Linked DNA regions of Homo sapiens: region 2 is linked to region 1. Evidence: chromatin loops called from intact Hi-C (ENCODE). Cell type or tissue: heart right ventricle. All regions are shown on one strand.

The links. A loop is a pair of places that touch in the nucleus more often than their neighbours do. Peaks named below come from ENCODE experiments on the same cell type or tissue, not always from the same donor. Only the 100,000 strongest peaks of a DNase experiment are listed, where the experiment ranks them.
Region 2: it touches region 1 in a loop (3-fold over the local background); 3 of 110 quality-filtered maps call a loop at or near these places.

What each region holds. Positions count from the first base shown.
Region 1 is chr9:7,376,094-7,378,593 of GRCh38, reverse strand. No RefSeq gene overlaps it. Among named protein-coding and RNA genes, the nearest start is that of DMAC1, 420 kb to the left of the region's middle. In heart right ventricle, no CTCF peak of the experiment used is centred here; no DNase peak of the experiment used is centred here; H3K27ac peaks cover 1,116 bases.
Region 2 is chr9:7,316,531-7,319,030 of GRCh38, reverse strand. The region is part of intron 1 of LOC105375970 (a long non-coding RNA gene); the gene reads right to left. Among named protein-coding and RNA genes, the nearest start is that of DMAC1, 480 kb to the left of the region's middle. In heart right ventricle, no CTCF peak of the experiment used is centred here; no DNase peak of the experiment used is centred here; H3K27ac peaks cover 979 bases.

The sequences.
Region 1 (2,500 bases):
TATCTAATTCAGTCATTATATCAAGAGTTCTAAGAAAGGCCATGTTTAAAGGAACATTAGTAAGAATAATAATGAAGACAATAACATTGTAACTATTTACAGTATGCCAGTCACTAAGCAAAGTCTTTTTTTTTTTTTTTTGGAGAGGTAATCTCACTCTGTCACCTAGGCTGGAATGCAGTGACACAGTCATGGCTCACTGCAACCTCTGCCTCCCAGGTTCAAGTGATTCTCCAGCCTCAGCCTCCCAAAGAGCTGGGATTACAGGCACGCACCACCACGTCTGGCTACTTTGAGATTTTTAGTAGAGACAGGGTTTCACCATGTTGGCCAGGTTGGTCTCAAACTCCTGACCTCAGGTAATCCACCCACCTCAGCCTCCCAAAGTTTTGGGATTACAGGCATGAGCCACTGCACCAGGAGCAAACTGCTTTATATGTGTTCGTTCCTTTACAACCTTCTACAAAACAACAACCAAAAAAACATTGATGATGTAAATAATTGTCCCCTAAATTTTTCTGTAACTTTTTTTTTTTTAAATTTTGGACTTTCCTAAAGTAATGCTGTCATTTCAGAGCTCTAGTGCAGGTAGACTGATTGCATGAAAGCCTTTGTGTATTTATAGCAGATATATTTGCCTACTCTACTCTTCAACTGGCAAGAGCCAGGCCAAGCCCCAGGAAGCATTAATTAAAGCATGGCATGAAATAATATCCACATGAATGGATTATCTCATATTCAATCACATTTGTTTCAGTATTTATTTAATTAAAAACACAACTATATTTATAATGGCAGCTTCTGACTTCCAAGATCTATAGCCTTATTTCTTTCTGGAAACACTCACTGAAGAGGAACTTTAAGATTTCTCTTCATAGCTAAATATATCCTATTTTCATTAGCGGTGCCTGAGCACATAGACATTCACCATAGTTTTATTGATAATTGCACCTGATTAACCACAAACTCCAATAAAAAGAGGACTGAATGCTTTTTATTAATTAATATAGTCAAGTGAAGGAAAACAGCCTACATGAGGGATAGCTTGTATAAAAATAATTGACTCATTAATCTTAACCATATGAACACGTTCACATTAGCAAGGTCAGTCGCTAGAAAGGATTCAAACCAGAATAGCACATTCATGCAAGTATGATTTTGTAGTTCTTTCATTTGGACTAGCGTGGAATTCCTTAGGACAGTGAAGGTTTTCAAAAGGACATAGCCACAAGAAAGGCAAAAGTTTCATAATGGCAATCTTTGCTTCAGTTTTCAAGCTGTCAGAGCATTTGGGGGAAAAGCCTGGATTCCAGTTTATTTTTTCCAGCACATAGGCAGTGTTTGCAACCTAAAAGCAATCCCATACTTCCTCATGCTGTGATGCTGAAGATACGACCATCAGGCGCACCTCCACAGCAGCAGAAGTGTGCGGGCCAGGGGCTGTGAGCCAGGCAGACATTGCTTCCTGGGGACGATAACCAGTTGGGAAGGAGATTTGGGTAGGGGAGCACTTAGGCCTGGAAAGCAGTCATTTAGAATAATAACCAAAGGAAGTACGCCTTCACACAGCAGGTGGTAAACATGTGGAACTTGTTACTCTCCAAGAGTTGAACAAGCCAAGAAATGTAAATAGTTTCAAGAAGGGTTTGAAAAAATTTCAAATGCCCAATCTTTTGCCAGTTGCCAAAGAGAGGTTCAGGGTGTTTGGATGAATTCCCAATTTTTGATGTTAACAGAGGCAGCTGCCATCTCCTTTAGGTCATGTCTCTGGCTCTGAAGAGTTAAAATGAAATATTTCGTGGGGTAAACCATTAGATTGACCCAATATGCCGTATCTTTTGTTCTAGTGCTCTTATGTTGGTGTGGCTTTTTAGAAGCTATATGATTGAAGAAAACCCTCTAAACCTCCATGAATTCATCTGTGAAATGAGCTTGATTATAGCTCTCCTCCCTACAGCATGGTGTTATTGTGAGGATCAAGTGAGATAAAGCTTTCTCAACTGCAAAATGCTGTGCACACGGTGGTGTAGCATTTTTTTCAATAGCCCAAATAATCTGGATGCCTCATGGGAAAATCCTGAGAGGGCCACATTCCTCAAAAAAAAAATCAGCTCTGAAAAAGCTTAGACAGTTATGACACAACTAATGTCTAACGGATTCTCTTTTCCTCTCCACAGCTCCAATCTAGTCATCAACACAGCTGCACCAAATCTGCTCTCCCTGGCCCCAAAACTCCAGATGACTTTTCCCTGTCCCTCTCCAATTCTCTTTTGGAGCTGTATTTGGGAAACCAGTTGTGTGTCTCTTCACATCACCCATATCCCATTGGTAAAATGAAGTCAAGGATCTGAATGAAGTAACAGAAGGGTGTCTTACCTGGGAGTATTTATATGTAAGGATTTTTGTTCCCTCATGATTATCCCCAGCTTTAGAATGGTGATATGTTATATTATAAATTTTCGCTGTCTCACGTAAGTTGTATCATACTAGGATTAGGTTT
Region 2 (2,500 bases), 60 kb after region 1:
CACAGCCTTTCTACCTTCCCTGCAGCTCTTGACACTGCCAGCAGCAGACATTGGGAGGAGAGCAGTGGTTCTCCCTGCATCAACTGTAGGAACAGATCAGTCTGCTCAGCAGAGCCAGCTCACCCACAAGTGGAAGCATTTCTCCAGATTCCACCTTAGCAGTAGGTCCCCATTGCATTCTCTGACCTGCCTTTACCCTGGCCTTTGGCAACTAAGGGGCCCCCATTAATAAAGCTAATATTTTGATCTGGCTTTCTAGAGCATACCTAAGCCTGAGGGCCAAAGGTTAGGGGTTAGAGGCAGGTGCTCATCAATCACTACTCTTCCTTCCAAGATTCTGATAAGTTGACATTGCGCATGAGTCCCTTGATACCAGCTTTAAAGGCTGAGAACCCAGACTGTGATATTTTCCTCATCTCTCTTAAAATATGATTATGCAAATTTTCTTTTTTTTTTCCTCTCTGCATTGCCTCTTTTTCTTGGAGGGTGGATAGATCCTGTTTTTTGTTTTGGTTCCTTTACTATATACTGGAAGAGTTCTTCAAATATCTTGTATTTCTTGCTTGGTCATTTAGATTTAGAAACAAATTATTAAAAGTTGATTGGATATACTGTGTATGTATATTAGACTTGTCAATTTGTGATTCTTAATACTGGGTGAACATCTTAAAAACTGGCTCTTTTATTTGGTATAACCCCAATTTCTTCCAGAGAAGAATTATCCAATCCACTGCTGGATCTACTCTTATGCCTATACATAAGATTTCTACAAGCTCTGTAAGAAAGGGCAGGCGGGGGTGAGAGGGTAATGGTGTTCTATTCAATGTGTATATTTTTATTAAATCTTTCCCATTTTCAGCTTTGTGTTTTATCGCTAACACCCTGCCTCTCTGTACCTCATGGCCAGTGCGGTGATGGCCTGGCTGGGTGAGGGGAGAAGAGTACTGGGAAGTCTGCAGGCACTCTGCTCTCAGACTCAATGCCCCTGGTTTCAACTCTGCACTTCATCCCTCCCTCCAGGTCCTGGGACGTTCTGGAGTTCTGCAGCACTGACTGAAGCTCCCCCCATCTGAGGACACTCAGGTTGTTACTGTCCCTACCTTGTTCAGTCAGCCACCCTCTCCACATTCCATCTTCCTAAAATATATAGAAAGTTTTCATTAGCAGTTGTCTCCTTTGCTCTTCTCTCTATGCTTATGGGTTTATATATATTTTATTCCTCTATAATTGTTTTCATGGGGTTTGAGAAGGGAGAGAAAATTAGTCACATGCACTCAGTCTTCAGGCTGCCTTTTCACAGGTATTACTTCCAGTGTTGAGGGAATAGATCAAGAATTGAAAGCAATAAGGGAGCGCCCAAATATGGCCCTATATATTACAAACAGTTGTATCCACAGTTCTCAGAGCAGGGGAGCCAGACAGCAGTGACTCCCTTTAGTGCATGGTAAGAACCTCCACCTTTCCTAGAGGTGGAGGCATGGCCACCCACAACTCTTTTGTACATGCCTGCCCTGACATGGCAAACCCAACCTTGAACCCTCTCAAGTCATCACCACAGCCTCTGCCACAGGGATTGGGAGTCCTCATGCTAAGGGAACCTAACAATCTGGAATTACTGGGGTTGGTATTCAGATAGAACTAACTGTGGCCTCACTTTCCTTTGTAGTTTCTGGCCCAAGCCTCATCTTTAGTTCTGAGCCCACTCAGTAGCCTCCAAGAAGAGCATCAAAGATCCTTTTACGGAACCAACATTGGCCTAAAATTTGAAAGAAGTCAGAGATCGGGTTGGTATAGTGTTTGATGGAAAAGGAGCTGAGTAAACACACTGACAGGAAGAAGGGCAGGCGGCTGAGAGTATGTCAGCCTGTGGGAGCAGGGACCTCGCCATAGGAACAGACAGACAGCAGGAAGCTCTGTGGCAGAGCTCTTTCTAGTTAATTATAAGAGCAGAGGGCCTGGGCAAGGAGAAAAGCCTGAGATAGAGGTGCCATTTTCAGGGGAGTTTCTAAGATACCCTAAAAATAATTTTTTTCTCTTTTTCTCTTTTCCTTTAACCTTTCCACCTCTCTGCTTCCTTTGTTTCTCTTTCCCTGTCTGCATTTTTCATTCTCTTTCCAACATTTTTTTTCTTTCTCTCTCTGTTCCTCTTTTGAAACTTGACAGGATTATTTGGTGCCTGATAAAGATATTCCACACCAACCTCAAGTCCTCAGAGAATATTTTCAACACAGCCATTTCTAGGTCCTGGAAATTAGAATTTACAAAGAAAGTGCTGACAAAAGCCTTAAGTAGGGCAGCCCTGTTCAGCCCCAACCTCATTTAATCAGCTTTCCTAGAGCCAGGCCCAGAAAACAGGATAAACTTCATCATAAAGCTTTTCCCTCATTTTTTACCCACCTACTTCTCATCAACCTATTCATAATGAGCAATAAATGAATCCCGGCCACAAAGCCCCAGACCTGGGCTTAGCATTTTGCTTCACAAAAGACAGAGCTTTCCA